Linked DNA regions of Homo sapiens: region 1 is linked to region 2. Evidence: read pairs that join two places in POLR2A ChIA-PET (ENCODE). Cell type or tissue: MCF 10A. All regions are shown on one strand. Each heading gives the region's core, and the rest is flanking DNA. Links, peaks and the distances in the headings are about the cores only. Region 1 holds the start of LOC105374936 (a long non-coding RNA gene). Region 2 overlaps GFOD1 (Gfo/Idh/MocA-like oxidoreductase domain containing 1).

Region 1 (8,429 bases), core at 1,904-6,903, 130 kb after region 2:
GGAATGCCTTTCATCCTCCGTGTTGAAAAGCTCTGCAGAAATCAGGCCAGGGCTTGTGAAGCGCAATTCAAGCCCAGGCCCAAACAGCCCAAAGAGCCTGCTGTGGCAGAAGTCTGCATGGAAACCTACCCTCCCCGTCCCTGCTAAAGCCTCCTTGTACTTTCTTCCACTTGCATTTCCATATCCCTGACCCATCTACAGGGCTCGGAAAAAGCCTTTTCACACGTGATATGTTCAGATAAGTTAAATCCCCTGAAATTCTGCGTGACGTGGTGTATCTGTGCCATTTAGTGTCGTTCCATTGATCCACAGACTTGGGAGCAGTTCAGATCTGAGGGAACAAAAGCTGGTCCAAGGACATCATTGTCAAATCTTCAACCCACAGGCAGGCTCTCCCAGCACCTCGGGAACTCTGTGTCACAGCAGTCCATGGAAGTATTGCCCTGGCTACAGGCAGACACTTCACAAAGAGGATTTTGTGACCTGGACAAGTTACTGTGGTATGCAAAATTCTTGCATCTGCCTGTTAAGGAATCACTGAATGTCTGGGCGGATCTGTCTTCATATTTTCCACATTCACACAGCGTGGCTCTAAGGTCTGTCCGAGTCCCATCAGTTGGGGCCTGGCAGGGAGATGACTCCATTGGAGACCCAGGATTTTCCTCTCCCCGGCTGGTTTCTCCCAGGTCATTGCACGTACCAACATTTCATCATTTCGTGGAAGTTTTCTTAGGTGTAGCTCTGACCTCATCTCATAGGTTCATTCAAGATTCTTCATGTTCTCCTTCCTACACAACAGCCACTATACTATAAGAGTCGCTTCACTGAAGCCTGTCACCGTGCACCACTGCCACCCACTGCACTGCCAACGCTGTGTCCACGCACTCAGGAACCGTCCCTTCGGTTAGGTTTTTACCTGCTCAAACGTCATTCCTTTCAGCTATGGTGGCCTTGCCTGGCAGGCCTGGTTCATTTTTAAGAATTGGAATCCAGGGAGTGGTGAGACCTGGCTGTTCTATTTGGAGAACTAGGGGCCGCCACTCTCAACGCGTTTTCATTTTCCTGCTGCCTTCCCTCTGAGATCAGACATTCTCAGACTCCATCCTACGGCTGAAATCCTGGCAATTGCTCTATACTGAGGTATGGGAGTTGGGAACAAGCCCTGTGTAGGTCAAAACAGGCCCCTGAGTTCCTGGCAACTGGGTTTCCTAAGATAAAGGTCTTGCTCCTGGTTGCTGGCTTGCCATGGTGCCAAATAGGCCCTTTACAGCCTTCTTGTGGCATGGCTGTTTTCCAAAAATTAACCAGTTCTAGTGTGCGTTTCAAGAAACTTTACTTTCAGCACAGGAAACAAATATCAGCTTCTCATTCTGGTTTTCATGCTCTGGGTTGCTAGCTGGCAACTTTTGTCTGCTCTGAGACTCCTGAAAGATGTCACACCCTCCATCATCAGAGTTGTGTGTTACGTAATCGGTTTTGCTTGGATTCTCAATCAGAGCTACCATCTTCCCCACCTGTGCACCCCAAGTTCACCTGGGTGATACAGCAGTCTTTAAGGATGGGGACCGGACAGGTGTGGTGTGGAAAATTACCTCTAGGTCAGCAGTTCTCAAAGTATGGCCCCCACTCAGCAGCATCAGCATCACATAGGAAACTTGTTATAAATGCAAATCCTCAGTCCCACCCCAGACGTGTCGAATCTGAGGCTGGATCCAGCAAGCCCCCCAGCTGAGTCTAACGCATGCTCACTGGGGCCACGGCTCTAGGTGAGGCTTTGTTTGCCCTCCACCTGTCCCTTATCACAGGGGTCCGCAACCTCCAGGCCATGGACGGGTACTGGCATTATACTCTCACAGGAGTGCAAACCCTATTGTGAACTGTGCATGTGAGGGATCTAGGTGCATGCTTTTTATGAGAATCTAATGCCTGATGATCTGTCACTGTCTCCCATCACCCCCAGATGGGACCATCTAGTTGCAGGAAAAGAAGCTCAGGGCTCCTACTGATTCTACCTTATGGTGAGTTGTATTATGATTTCATTATATATTACAATGTAATAATAATAGAAATAAAGTGCACAATAAGTGTAATGCACTTGAATCATCCTGAAACCATGCCCCCTGACCCCTGGTCCATGGAAAAATTGTCTTCCATGAAACCCATTCCTGAAGCCAAAAAGGTTGGGGACTGCTGCCTTACAAGAATCACAGTTTTAGGCTGGGCGTGGTGGCTCATGCCTGGAATCCTGGCACTTTGGGAGGCTGAGATGGGAGGATCACTTCAGGCCAGGAGTTCAAGACCAGCCTGGTAAACATATTGAGACCCCATCTCTAATTAAAAAAAAAAAAAAGAGTCACAGTTTTAGAACAGTGGCTCTCAGCCCTGGCTGCATCTTAGGATCACCTGGGGAGCTTTTATAAAGTATAGATACCCTGACCTCACACCTAGAGGTTCTGATTGAATTCATCTGCTGGGTCACAGCTCTTCAGGTGATTCTAATGTTCAGATAGGGCTTTAAGAACCATTCACAGCCAGGCGCGGTGGCCCAAGCCTGTAATCCCAGCACTTTAGGAGGCTGAGGTGGGTGGATCACCTGAGGTCAGGAGTTGGAGACCAGCCAGGCCAACATGGTGAAACACCGTCTCTACTAAAAATACAAAAATTAGATGGGTGTGGTGGTGTATGCCTGTAGTCCAAGCTATTCTGGAAGCTGAGGCAGGGGAATTTCTTGAACCCTGGAGGCAGAGGTTGCAGTGAGCTGAGATCACACCATTGCACTCTAGACTGGGCTACAAGAGCGAAACTCCGTCTCAAAACAAACAAACAAACAAACAAAAAACCACTCACAAGCTTCTCCAGGCAGAGTTTGGCAGCCTTGCGAGTAACCACCCATTTGTTCCTCACCACCTCCTCCCAGCACAGAAGTAATTTATTTTTTGCAATTCATCATGATCACTCGTCAGCCAGAGAGGTAACAAAATGTAGGACACAGCATTGCCAGGTTCAGGGAGAGACTTGGATTTCTAACCCGACCCCTCACTGGCTGCAAACCTTTGGGAAAATTAAATCATCTAATCTTTCTAGGCCTCAGTGGCTTCCTTTACAAAATAGGAATTATATTAACATTTATTGGATAGTCTCTTAAGGTCTTTTCCAGGAAAAAAATAAATCTTTGGTTCTAAGAGCTTCTGAAGGGTCTGAACTTGTCTTCAGCATAGAATTGCTAATATTGAGTTTTCATCCTTCAGGATGAGCAGAAGATATTGTGAGCCAGTCCATTTTGTGTTTTTTCCAGTATTCACAAATATGGGCCAAGCCTAAAAGAGACTGGCACTCAGCACCCAGATGCCAAGAAGGAAGCCATGACAGTGGTATGTTTGTACTCCTGCTCCGTGCCCTAGAATGTTCCAATGGGCACTCTGCAGCTGCTCAGGAGAGAGACTTCCACGCTCAGTGTGCCCCCGACTGCCACCCTCCATGTTCACAGACATCCTCGTCCTTCTCACTGCCACTTAGCTACCCACCCTTCCTCCTGACTCCTCTTCACTTTCCTTTTATTTTTTTTGAGGCGGAGTCTCACTCTGTCAAACAGGCAGAAGTGCAGTGGTGTGATCTTGGCTCACTGCAACCTCCACCTCCCAGGTTCAAGTGATCCTCCTGCCTCAGCCTCCCGAGTAGCTGGGATTACAGGTGCCCACCACCACGCCAGGCTAATTTTGTATTTTTAGTAGAGATCGTGTTTCGCCATGTTGGCCAGGCTGGTCTCGAACTCCTGACCTCAAGTGATCCGCCCACCTCAGCCTCCCAAAGTGCTGCAATTACAGGCGTGAGCCACTGCGCCCAGCTCCTCTTTGCTTTTCTTTTTGGCCCTGCAAAGACTACAATAATCAGCCTGTGACTATCTTCACGGAGCTCATCCATCCAACCCTACTAACACGAAGACTCCTATGAAAAACAAGTCAAGTGTTCCAGGAAGGAGAAGGTGAATAGGTCAAGTGTTTCCTGAATCAGTTGCTTAAATAAAAAAAAAAAAAAAAAAATTTTTTTTTTGCATATTCACTTTCTTCCCTGAAAACAAAATAGTTTTATATTCCCCTCCCTCCTATAGCCCCACCGGAGGAAGTAATGGGATTAGAAGGCTAAGAGAAGATGGTAAGTTGTTTGAAGCTGATAGTGTGTCCTCAATACTATGTTAAAAGTCAAGTAAACCTGTAATTTCTAGGAATCTCTTCACAGAGAGAAAAAAACTATATAAGGACCCCAGGAATTTGGCTAGAGGACACGGCCAAGCCTTCCCATGGTCCAGGTTGCCACGGAGAGGCAGGGATGGGTTCCACATGCTGGTGTCCCAACTTCAATTCTTCTGCCCACTCTGGACTCCATTTCTGTAATCAGGGAACACCCATCCCTTCTCTGGAGGAGAGGTGTAGGAAAGGGCTTCAACAGGCACTGGGCTGTACAAGTTCTAGTCCTTTTCCCAGCCTGAATTTGGGAGACTCAAGTGCAGTTGGCCAAGAATGACAGTCATGCTTTTTATCCACAGGGGATTAGGTGTGTTCTGATCAAGCTGAGAGCCTTTTATTCTCTTTTCCAGATCCTTCCCTTGCTACTGGCAAGATGTATGCATATTCCGGATCCCAGGTCTGTTGTCCCCTCATGCCATGTGGAAGTTTCCCAAGACTATAGAGAAATGTTTAGATGTGCAGATGCCACACACTAATTCTTAGAGTTTCTACGGCCATTATGACTAAAGGGATTTTTGTATACTGTTTAATTTTTTGGTTGGGTCTTTGTTTCACTTTTTTTTCTAATTGAGGGGGAATTTTAAATTGTAACCGTTGTTACACCGTGAGCAGACACAGTACCTTCAAGACAACTTCTCCATCCTTTTGGTTTTATAATATGTGCATCCTAAGGCACCCTTTTCAAAGTTACTTAGGTGTCAACCTCAGTGTACAATTCTACAATGAGTAGAACCTGCATCACAGTGAAATAAACTGGTCCAGCTGGTATGATTCGATGGTTCTGGCACTTCCCAAGCACAGTATTCCTCTCTTCCATTCTGTCATTCATACCTGAAACTCCACCCTACTGATTAATGACATATCCATGCTGAAGCACAAATATCTCAGGAGAAAGCAGCTTATTGATGTTGCCTGAGTGATACTTTATTTATCAGATCCTTTTCAATATGGCATTCACTTGAGAGCCGGTTTACAGAGCGGGGAAATGTGGGCAAGAGCATGGTTTATGCAGAGACGGCCTGAGATAGGGCCCTATTCGGCTAGGGAAGTGTGACCAGGCCCTCATGTAATCCTCACGACCATAGCAGCTATTGTTTAACGCACCAGCCCCCACCAGCCCCACCTTTTGTTTTTTTGTTTTTTTTCAAATTCAAAGCTCAGAAAGGTTAACTAACTTACTAAGAGTAGCACAGATGGCAAATGATAGAGGTGGTGTCTAAACCCATATCTCAACAGGAAGCCAGATTCCACCGTGAAATGCCAGTTAATTCTGACACAATCTTACCTTTTTCTTATAACATCACTCATCTAATCAATTTCGAGAGTTTCCCATTGTCCTGGTGATGAGGCAAAGGGCCAAAAAACATGGAGCTTCATGTAGTACCTGAGAGACCACAGCCAAGGAAAAATTACTCCAGTGATCCAAAGAAAAGAAGCCTCTTTGGGATCTCCAACATGCAAACTGTAGTTTTGTATTGTTTGTTTAAAATAATTAATCAGGTCAGTTTGGCTTCCTATTGAACTTACTTGAGGTCTGTAACACTGCTAATGAAAGGAAATAAATGAATGAGGATGAAGAGTACATGCTAGGGTACTAGCATGTAGATTTCCAGAAATGTTCTAAGTCCTAAATTAGTTTTCCTTGATGGATACCTGCCAACTACCTGTTTGAAATTAGACTTTAATTCTTGATATTGTGTTGAAATTCTGATTCCATCCTATGAAGAAAGAGTTTTTCCCATGATCATTCATGCTTTGCACTTGCAGGGGTGGGTGTCTGCATAGGTTAGAACATGGTATGATCCCTGGAAGAGAATAAATAAGAGCCTAATACATGTTTGTGGGGAGAGGAAGATAGGGCGAACGTGTATTAGGAAAAAAAATGTCTGTTGGTTTAGGAAATAATTTTGGGGCCCTTCTGGGAACTATGCACCAGAGGAATCCAAATCCAGAATAGTGAGAAGATGCAGAGGAAGAAATGAGTTGAAAGTTTTTCAGGAGACCAGAGTTGAGTTTCCTCTGATTTAAACTCAGGATAATTGAGTCAAGTATAAGAACTGAGGAATGGCTGGGTGCGGTGGCTCATGCCTGTAATCCCAGCACTTTGGGAGGCTGAGGTGGGCGGATCACGAGGTCAAGCGATCGAGACCATCCTGGCCAACATGGTGAAACCCTGTCTCTACTAAAAATACAAAAAATTAGCTGGGCGTGGTGACACACACCTGTAGTCCCAGCTACTAGGGAGGCTGAGACAGGAGAATCACTTGAACCCAAGAGGCGGAGGTTGCGGTGAGCTGAGATTGTATCACTGCACTCCAGGCTGTCAACAGAGTGAGACTCCGTCTCAAACAAACAAACAAACAAAGAACTGAGGAACTAGATTGTGTTGCAGGCATTCTGAAGGTGGGATGGTGGCAAGATGGTTTAGGCTTGAGTAGAACAACGAAGAAAGTATACGTTTCTCAATGAAGAAGGGAGAGGAGGATAAGATCAAGAATGAACGTAACAGGACCAGAAGGCCAAAGGTGCCCAGGATTGGGGCAGCAGGGCCTCTCATGAAGTCTGTTTTTCTTAATTGGCAAAGAGCTGGGCTCTCTGCCCTCTGCAGCTGCACTTTCCTATGAACGTAAGATTGGCACGTTTACATCTGCTCACATCTCTGTTCTAGGGGTTTCATGGCATTCAAATAAGTGGTCCTGCAGGGATATTTTTATGGAAATCAATTTTTTTTGGATATAAGTTTGGTTGCATAAAACAGAGTCTCAAAGTAATAGAAACGTAATCAAGATACAGGTCTCCTTCTCCTTCATGCAGCAGGAGAAGCTAGAATGGCGGCTGTTCTGACGAGCTGCCGGGGGTTGGACTTACCTATCTGGTTGTCCCATTTTTCCTATGGAGTCATCTTTGTCTGGATGGTTCTGAATGGCTCACCCCTGTGATTGTATTCTAGCCATCAGGAAAAAGAAGGGAGTGTCCCTTCCCTTGAAGAGTATGACCCCAAAGTTTCACATAAAACATCCCTTTCCCATCCTTTGACCAAGACTTAGTCTCGTGGTCACGACGACCTGCAGGGGAGGCTGAGAAAAGAGGCTGACTTGGCTCACGGTTCTGCAGGCTGTACAGGAGGCATACAGGCATCTGCTTCTGGGGAGGCCTCAGGAAGCCTTCAACCATGAGGAAGGCAAAGGGGGAGCGAGGCACCTCAGAAGCCTGGGGTAGGAGGAAGAGAGGGAGTGGGGAAGTGCTACACACTTTTAAACAGCCAGATCTCACGATAATTCACTCACTCACTATCATGAGAACAGCATCGAGGGGATGGTGTAACCCATTCATGAGAAACTGCCCCCATGATCTAGTCACCTCCCACCAGGCCCCCACCTCCAACACTGCGGGTTACAATTCGATATGAGATTTGGGTGGGGACACAGATCCAAACCATGTCACCCTATTATACCCATGAGAGGTTTCCCCACTCTGGGCCACTTTGACCTAAACTTCCACGTTCTCAGTTGCTACCATACTTGACTTTCCATTTAGATCACTCCCTAAAGACCCAACTTCAGCAATCCTAGAATAGAAATGGATATATCCCTCTTACAAAAATTTTTTTTTTAATTCAAATAAGACATTTTTGAAAAAGGAAACTAGGCCGGGTGCAGTGGCTCACGCCTGTAATCCCAGCACTTTCGGAGGCCAAGGCGGGTGGATCACTTGAGGTCAGGAGTTCGAGATCAGCCTGGCCAACATGATGAAACCCCATCTCTCCTAAAAATACAAAAATTAGCCGAGTATCTTGGTGCAAACCTGTAATCCCAGCTAGTCAGGAGGCTGAGGCAGGAGAATCGCTTGAACCCGGGAAGCAGAGGTTGCAGTGAGCCAAGATCGCACCACTGCACTCCAGCCTGAGCGACAAGAGCAAGACTCCATCTCAAAAAAAAAAACAAAAAACAAACAAACAAAAAACAAAGAAAAAGGAAACTAAAACTAAGGGAAAAGCAACATTAAAAATACTAACTGGTATGATCTAGTGCTCATTATTTATATAGTGTCAGCTACTGTTGTACATGTTTTAGATACTTAACTCATTTAATCCTCACAACGGCCTGTGGTGCATGTATAATAATTATCAAGATCATTCTTTATAAGTGAAATAGAAAGAAATTAAGTTTTTGTTTTGTTTTGTAT
Region 2 (8,429 bases), core at 1,301-6,300:
CTGCCAGGTATGGAGTATCTGGCAGTGCTAGAGACCTGGTCATGTCATCGTTTCCCCTTTCAGGAAAAGCCCCAGCTGATTGGCGTGACATGCCCAGCCTCACATCCTGAAGAAGTGAGCCCAGCCTCACGTCCTGGTGGCCATTCCCGAACCCAAGGGCTTCAGCGAGCCCACCCTGCTGGGGTTTCCTTGAATGGGCCCTGTTGGCGCACATGTCCAGGTCTCTGTCAGGAACTTCCTTGTCCCTTGAGGTCTCCTTCCATGTTCGCCCTTCAATACTCAGCCCAAGTGTTACCGCTTCCTCTCCCTCAAACCCCCCACCCTACATACCCTTCTGTTGTCTCAGCACTGTGTGCCCCCATCTTGCCTAGCACCTATTTTAAGGCATTCATTTAACATTTAAATTTTATTTAGTTATTTTGAATTGGCTATATATTCATGTGGTACAAATTTCAAATGCTATAAAAGTACACAGTGAAGACTGAATGTCCCCTAGTCCCTGTCTTTGGACAGGAGGCAATCATTATTACCAGTTGTTTATGTCTCCCATTCAAGGCCATATATATATGTATATATAACACATAATATATACATATATTTTACATATACACTAATATATAGATGTATATATAACATAAAATATATGCATATATTTTACATAGAGATACACAAATATGTGAAACTCTGAATGTGAAAGTATTAAAAATAATATATATTTTTCAAGGTATATCCTGGCAAGTATATGTATGGGAATTTAATTTAATTTAATCTAATTTTATTTTATTTTTTGAGACGGAGCCTCGCTCTGTTGCCCAGGCTGGGGTGCAATGGTGCGATCTTGGCTCACTGCAACCTCCACCTCCTGGGTTCAAGTGATTCTCCTGCTTCAGCCTCCTGAGTAGCTGGGATTATAGGTGTGTGCCACCACACCCAGCTGATTTTTGTATTTTTTAGTAGAGATGGGGTTTCCCTATGTTGGCCAGGCTGGTCTCAAACTCTTGACCTCAGGTGATCCATCTGTGTTGGCCTCCCAAAGTGCTGGGATTACAGGTGTGAGCCACTACGCCTGGCCTGTGTGGGAATTTTAAAAACCTTTTACACAGTTGGTAGCATGCCATTCATTCTTATGGACCTTACTTTTGTCATGCAACAATATTAGCTTGAAAATTTATATATGTTAAAATTTAAATATTATTTTAAAAATATATTAAATGTATTAAATTTATTACATAAATTTTATATAGTAATATAATCAATGTTAAGCAATATAAATATTAATATAAATTATATTTAATCAGTTAATATGCATTATTAAATTTATGTATATTTATATCTTTACATATACAGCATATACATATACACATTTGTATATATACATATATTAACATATTTATAGATATACATGTATGCACATTTTTATATATATTACAATATATAACATATAATATATACATATATTTTACATATACACAAATATATGAAACTCTGAATGTGAAAGTATTATTGCTCCTATTTTTGGCTACCTAGTATTTCATTGTATGGATACATCAAAATTTATTTAAGCAGTTCCCTGTTACTCAACATTTAGGTTGTTTCCAATTTTGGCTTATACAACCATGTAATGAATAATCTTGAGCATATGTCATTTTGCACACATGCCAGCTTGTTTGTGGGATAGATATGTAAATTGCTGGTCAGAGAGTACATGCTGATTACATTTAACAAAGATATTGCCTAATTAACTGGCACCTAAAATGACACTGTATTTTTTGTTAATTTCCTTGTTGCCTCTCCCAGCAAGCGTCTTGACGGTCAGGACGCAGACAAGGCAAAGAAGCCTCACTCACCTTTGTGTCCCCAAGCCAGCCTGCCTGGGTCCAGTCTTGTTTCTTATGCAGTCTACTCTGTACAATGGGGAAAGTGAGCACATGTGCACACGTGTGTGTGTGTGTGTGTGTGTGTGTGTGTGTGTGTGTGTAAGGTATCACTCTCCACTTTCAGTGGCTCCCACAGCACCTAGAATAACATCCAAGCTCCTTGGCATGACTTTCTTGGCCTGAAATGGCCCTGCCTTGTCCATCTCTCCCACTTCTTGGATGGCTTCACACACTCCTGGACTCTATATTCCGGCCACCTGGCCTCTTTTCTGTTCCTCACATGCCAATCTCTTTCCTGACTCTTGGCCTTTGCACCAGCTCATCCCTTTGCCCAGAAGGTTCTTGCCTCACTTTTTGGAATGGCTAGCTCATTCTCACTTTCAAGTCTCAGCTTACGTGTTACTTTGGGCGAGAGGCCTTTCTGGATCCTCCCCTCCCAATTAGAAAGTTCTCCTCCAACCTCAGTCCTGCTTCTGTCATCCTCTTTCTCTTCCTGGTAACACTCTTCCTGGTGTGTGATGATCTCTTTCATTTGCTTGCTTGCTTTCTTGCTTGCTGTTTGTTTCCCCAGCTAGAATGTGAGTTATTTCAAGGTAGGACCCTTGTCTGCTTGGTTCACCAGGGTACCCTTATCTCCCTTAGACAGTGCCAGACACTTAGTCACCTAGTAGACACACTATGAATATTTATTGAATGACAAATGAATGCATTTTCACTGAATACATGTATGCCTGGGGGAAGGCAAAAGGTTCTAAAGAGAATGTGTCAATTAACACATAGTATTCTTATCCTCCTGCATGCAGTAGCTGAATGCCTCTCAGACTTTCATGTGTGGTTGTATCACCTGGGGATCTTATCAAAAAACAGATTCCAGGTCAGGCACAGTGGCTTACACCTATAATCCCAGCACTTCGGGAGACGGAGGCAGGAGGATTGCTTGAGCCCAGGACTTCGAGATCAGCCTGGGCAACATAGTGAGATCTTGTCTCTAGCCAGGCATGATGGTGCATGCCTGTAGTCCTAGCTACTTGGGAGACTGAGGTGGGAGGATCACCTGAGGCCTGGAGGTCAAGGCCCAGATCATACCACTACACTCCAGTCTGGGCGACAGAGTGAGACCCTGCCTCAAAATAAAATAAAAACCAGATTCCTGGGTGGGACCTGAGATTCAGAATTTCTATCCAGCCCTCAGGCAGTGTGGATGCTGGAACAGTCAGACACTAAAGATGAGATAGCTCTCTGCCTTTGGGAACAGAAGACATACCCTCCTGTGAGTAATTAACCTGGCAGGGGAACCGTGCTAAAATACCTGTTGCCTTGTGTGGAATGTGATGACATCTGTTTTCATGATCTCTGTTTTTGAGACAGCAGTGCAGACTCTCTTGGTGAAGTTTCTCCATGGGAGTGCAAGGCTCTTTTGGGATGGTGAGTAAGGCCACAGGGTTTCCATGAGCTTTGATCTTGCTGCACATTGATCTTGTCCCAACTTGTTTGGCGTCATCAGCTGAGGACCTGGAGCAATTGGCCCTTTTCTGTCCTTCTTCATGGTGTCAGCAGTTGCTTCATGTTGAAGAGGGCTGCCAGGAACAGAGGTGAGGGAGCAAGGAGGAAATGGGGTTGAGAGAGGATTTTGCTGGCCAGCATTGCCACGCCAGCGGAAATAAGGCTGCAGATAATGCTCATGATGCACTTGGACTTGACAGCAGCCATTCTGACATCCTAGCAAACCCTGCATTTCCAGTTCTTGCTTGAGGTCTCTTCTGGATCTATGTGAAAAAGGTGATTGCGTTTTTCTCTTTGGGTTCCTGCCCCTGAGCACTGAGTGAAATGATTTTTGGTCTATCAATTTGTCGTAGAGCCGAGGAAGCCCTTGGGCATTATTGTTAGGAAAAGTCAAGCATCACCAATCTCATTTCATCTAATTGAAATTAGGTGCAGTTGAACGATTATTTTGTTGAGGATATCTGGCTTTGATAATGTGCAATTCTGCAGAAGTTTCCACTGGAGGGAGAAGAAGCTAAATGAAGAAGTTGGACATTTTGATACCTTAAACTGGGGAAGAAGAGCAACAACAAAAAGTGGAAGTCAATAGCATGTTTTAAGGGTTTCACCAAGAATGAAATATACAGGCACTTAGTTATATATTTGACTCAGGGCAATCATAGCCCAGGAAAGAGCATCATTATATAAGATGTTGTGCTTCATAACACTCATCAATGAAAGGAAAGGTTGACAGGTTACTACTGTGTGACTTTGGGAGTCATAATCATCCTTCCTGAGCCTCAGTTTTCTTACCAATAACACACAGCTAACACTATCATATAGGGTTGGTGTGATAAGTAAAATGAGAGGGAAAATATAAAGACCTACCTGGCAGCTGCCCTCAGCTCTCTGCATCAAGCTCAATAAACAGTAGTTTTTACTTTGCCCTAATGCAGTTAGTTCTTTTTAAAATTTTTAAAAATTTTTAAGTGAGTAGTTCTTTAGACTCTTCCAAATGGTGCTTTTGAAGATTTTTTAAAACTATTTTTTGAAGAGATGATTCCCTCCTGTAAGACTCAGAGACTATATTTAAATTTTTTCTTTTTTTTTTTTTTGGTAAAGGGATGGTACCTAAGCCAAGCTTCAGGTGTCATATTTGCTGTGAATCCAGTACGTGCTTCACAGCTACGTGATCACTCAAAGGTACTGATGGGGTTACCAAGAGCTCACCATGCTGCTCTGAAGATTTACTATCCCTTGCAGTGGGGGTGCTTAGGGGGGTTTCCCACATGACGCAGGAACAGGGCTGCAGCAGGGCTTTAGTAGATACCTGGAAACCAGAAACCCTCTGAATTTTATTCTGCTTCTCTCTGTGTGTCTGCTTCCTCATTCACCCCTCTCTACACCAGCATCCTCTGCTTCACAGGTTCATGTGGTGGGTGAAAGATTGTCCACACGCAGCTCCCAAATATGAACATGACAAGTTCAGCCACCTGAAAGGTGCAGCCCTGCCCCCGCACCCAGCTGTCTCTGTTTGTACCAGATGCTTTCTCCCTGCTCAGTCTTTCCTGTGGTTACCCACGGTGTGGGGGATACATGACCAAATGCTGCGGAGACCACCCTGCTGGAGGGGTGGAGGGATTGTTAAGAGCAGTCATTCTGATCTGGGCTGCACTCTCCAAGAAAAGTGCTGATTCTAAGAATCTAGATGGTGGAAGTTATTACAAATATGGACATTTCGGCTGGGTGTGATGGCCACGCCTGTAATCCCAGCACTTTGGGAGTCCGAGGTGGTGGATCACCTGAGGTCAGGAGTTCGAGACCAGCCTGGCCAACATGCTGAAATCCTGTCTCTACTAAAAATATAAAAATTAGCTGGGAGTGGTGTTGTGCACCTGTAATCCCAGCTACTCGGGAGGCTGAGACAGGAGAATCGCTTGAACCCAGGAGGTGGAGGTTGCAGTAAGCCAAGATTGCACCATTGCACTCCAGCCTGGGCAACAAAATGAAAAAAACTCTGTCTCAAAACAAAAACAACAAACAACAAACCAAATGTAGACATTTCTTGATTGTGTAGGTTTTTTTTGTTTCTTTGTTTTGTTTTTTTTTTTTTTGAGATAGATTCTCACTCTGTTGTCCAGGCTGGAGTGCAGTGGCATGATCTCAGCTCACTACAGCCTCCACCTCCCAGGTTCCAGCAATTGTTGTGCCTCAGTCTCCCAAGTAGCTGGGATTACAGGCATTTGCGACCACGCCTGGCTAATTTTTGTATTTTTGATAGAGATGGGGTCGCCATGTTGGCCAGGCTGGTCTCGAATTCCTGGCCTCAGGTGATCCACCCGCCTCAGTCTTCCAAAGTGTTGGGGTTACAGGCATGAGCCACCATGCCTGGCCTGATTGTGTAGGTTCTTTATCCACTTTGTGAAATACACATTTGGCATTTCACTGTTTTGATAATAACCATAGCAAAACAGTGAAAGAAATAATAGATGTGGTCATCTATTAATACCAACCTAGTTATTATTATTAAATTATTATTAAATTTAAGACATATATATTTTGAAGAGTGTGATGGGAAAGTAGATAAACATGACCAACTGCATGGAGTTCTGTGGTCTTGGTAGGTTTGTAGACCTTTACCAAGAGCCTCCTGGGTAGTGTGTGCAGCAGGTCACAGGAGTGCCACGAGACATAGTCCCTTTCTGCTCAAGTATTGTCTTAGGAGCTTGAAGGAGCCAGGAGTCAGGAAAAGATTGAGGGAGAAGGATTTCTGCCTCCAGACTGCCTTTGTACTGGAAACTGCAACATCAACTCTTCTATGGGTCTCCAGCCTGCCTGTCTGCCTGCCTGCCTGCCCTGCACATTTTAGACTTGCCAACCCCACAATTGTGCGAGCCAATTCCTTAAAACGAATCTCTCATCTACACACACACACACACACACACACACACACACACACACCCCCTATTGGTTCTGTTTCTCTGGTGAACCCTGACTAATACAGATTTTGCCTGGATCAAGGCCACCTGGCTAGGCAAGCTGAGCAAGGAAATACCTGGAAGACGCGTCGGTGGAGAAACTGCTCTGGTTAGTTCCGCTGGTGGGTGTGGGCTCCCTAGGAGAGCAGCAGGCCTCTGAGCACTTGTCCTCAAAGCAGGAGACCTGGAAAGCCAGCGTTCTTTTGGGTTCAGACTTGAGCTAAGGAGATTGTTGGTAAAGAGGCTGTCACACTCACCACTGAGAGCCACAGTGACACTTCACCCCGACCAATTCTATACCCGTCTACAGGTCTTTGACTTCTAGGGTTTGGGCAAGTCTGGGATGCCTTGGGGTTTAGACTTTCCTTGAGAATTGTTGATATCCTACTGTGGAGAATTAAAAAGTGCAGGAAAAATAACTTTACATTAAAATGTTATGATTTAAAAAAATTTTCCAGTCTCTAATTTTAATAGCCTTTAGAGTATTAAGATGCTTCTTTGATTAATGTCCTTAAACTGAAACTATAAATTACTCCACAATTGTAAAGCTCCAATGAAGTTGGTTTGCAGTTTTAACACTACTTTTTAAAAAAATAACTTTATTGAACTATATATACCATAACATTCTTCATTCTTTTTATTTCACAATATTCACCCATTGTAAGTGATTCCATTATTTTTAGTAAATTTATATATTTAGAACATTTTCAACACACTAAAACATTTCCTCATGCCAATTTGCAGTCAATCCTCACTCCCACTTCTGGCTCCAGGTAACTACTAATCTACTTTCTGTCTCTATAGTTTGCCTTTCCTAGAACTTTCATATAAATGGAATCATGAAGTACGTAATCATTTGTGCTTGAGTTCTTTCACTTAGCATAACGTTTTTGATGTTCAGCCATGTTGTTGCACGGCTCAGAAGTTCATTTATCTTTATTGCTGGGTGATACTCCATTGTGTGGATATACCGCATTTTGTTTATCCATTCACCATCTGATGGATGTTTGTATTGTTTCCAGTGTTAAGTGATTGTGAATAATGCTGCTGTGAACATTTGCATATAAGTCTTTTGTGGAGCCATGTTTTCATTTCTCTTGGTTAAATACCTAGGACTGAAATTGCTCAGTTGTATAGTGTGTATATATTTAACTTTTTAAGAAACTACCAAACTGTTTTCCAGAGCAGTGGCATCATATTACATTCCCACTAGCAACATAGGAGAGTTCTAATTTTCTGATATCATCACCAGCACTTGGTATTGTCAGTCTTTTTTTTGAGATAGTCTCACTCCATTGCCCAGGCTGGAGTGCAGTGGCATGATCTCAACTCCCTGCAACCTCCATCTTCTGGGTTCAAGTGATTCTCCTGCCTCAGCCTCCCAAGTAGCTGGGATTACGGGTGTGCGCCACCATGCCTGGCTAATTTTTGTATTATTATTATTATTATTATTATTATTATTATTATTATTATTATTATTTTGAGATGGAGTCTTGCACTGTCACCCAGGCTGGAGTGCAATGGCGTAATCTCGGCTTACTCCAGCTGCCGCCTTCAGGGTTCAAGCAATTCTCCTGCCTCAGCCTCCTGAGTAGCTGAGATTACAGGCATCCGTCACCACACCTGGCTGATTTTTTTTTTTTTTTGTATTTTTAGTAGAGACGGGGTTTCACCATGTTGGTCAGGCTGGTCTCGAACTCCTGACCTCGTGATCTGCCTGCCTTGGCCTCCCAAAGTGCTGGGATTACAGGCGTGAGCCACCGCGCCCAGCCTAATTTTTGTATTTTTAGTAGAGATGGGTTTTCACCATGTTGGTCAGGCTGGTCTCAAACTCCTGATCTCAAGTGATCCGCCCACCTCAGCCTCCCAAAGTGCTGGGATTACAAGCATGAGCCACCATGCCCAGCCTTGTGAGTCTTTTTGATCATAGCCATTATAGTTGGTATGTAGAAGTATCTTGTTAGGACTTTGGTTTGCATTTTGTTAATAATAATTAATGATGTTGAACAGCTTTTCATGTGTTTATTAGACAGTCACATTTTTCTTTGATAAAATGACTATTCAAATCTCATACTCATTTTTAAATTGGGTT

What was found. ChIA-PET counts read pairs that join two places held together with the same protein. Peaks named below come from ENCODE experiments on the same cell type or tissue, not always from the same donor. Only the 100,000 strongest peaks of a DNase experiment are listed, where the experiment ranks them.
Region 1: POLR2A ChIA-PET joins it to region 2 with 5 read pairs; 12 of 35 experiments call an interaction of 5 or more read pairs at or near these places.

What each region holds. Positions count from the first base shown.
Region 1 is chr6:13,343,044-13,351,472 of GRCh38, reverse strand. LOC105374936 (a long non-coding RNA gene) reads right to left here and starts at 316. Exons shown (of 3, transcript XR_926496.3): 1 at 130-316. In MCF 10A, for the core only: no CTCF peak of the experiment used is centred there; no DNase peak of the experiment used is centred there.
Region 2 is chr6:13,475,108-13,483,536 of GRCh38, reverse strand. The region is part of intron 1 of GFOD1 (Gfo/Idh/MocA-like oxidoreductase domain containing 1); the gene reads left to right. Among named protein-coding and RNA genes, the nearest start is that of GFOD1-AS1, 6.9 kb to the left of the region's middle. RefSeq lists an enhancer at 2,850-4,049. In MCF 10A, for the core only: no CTCF peak of the experiment used is centred there; a DNase peak (open chromatin) is centred at 3,366.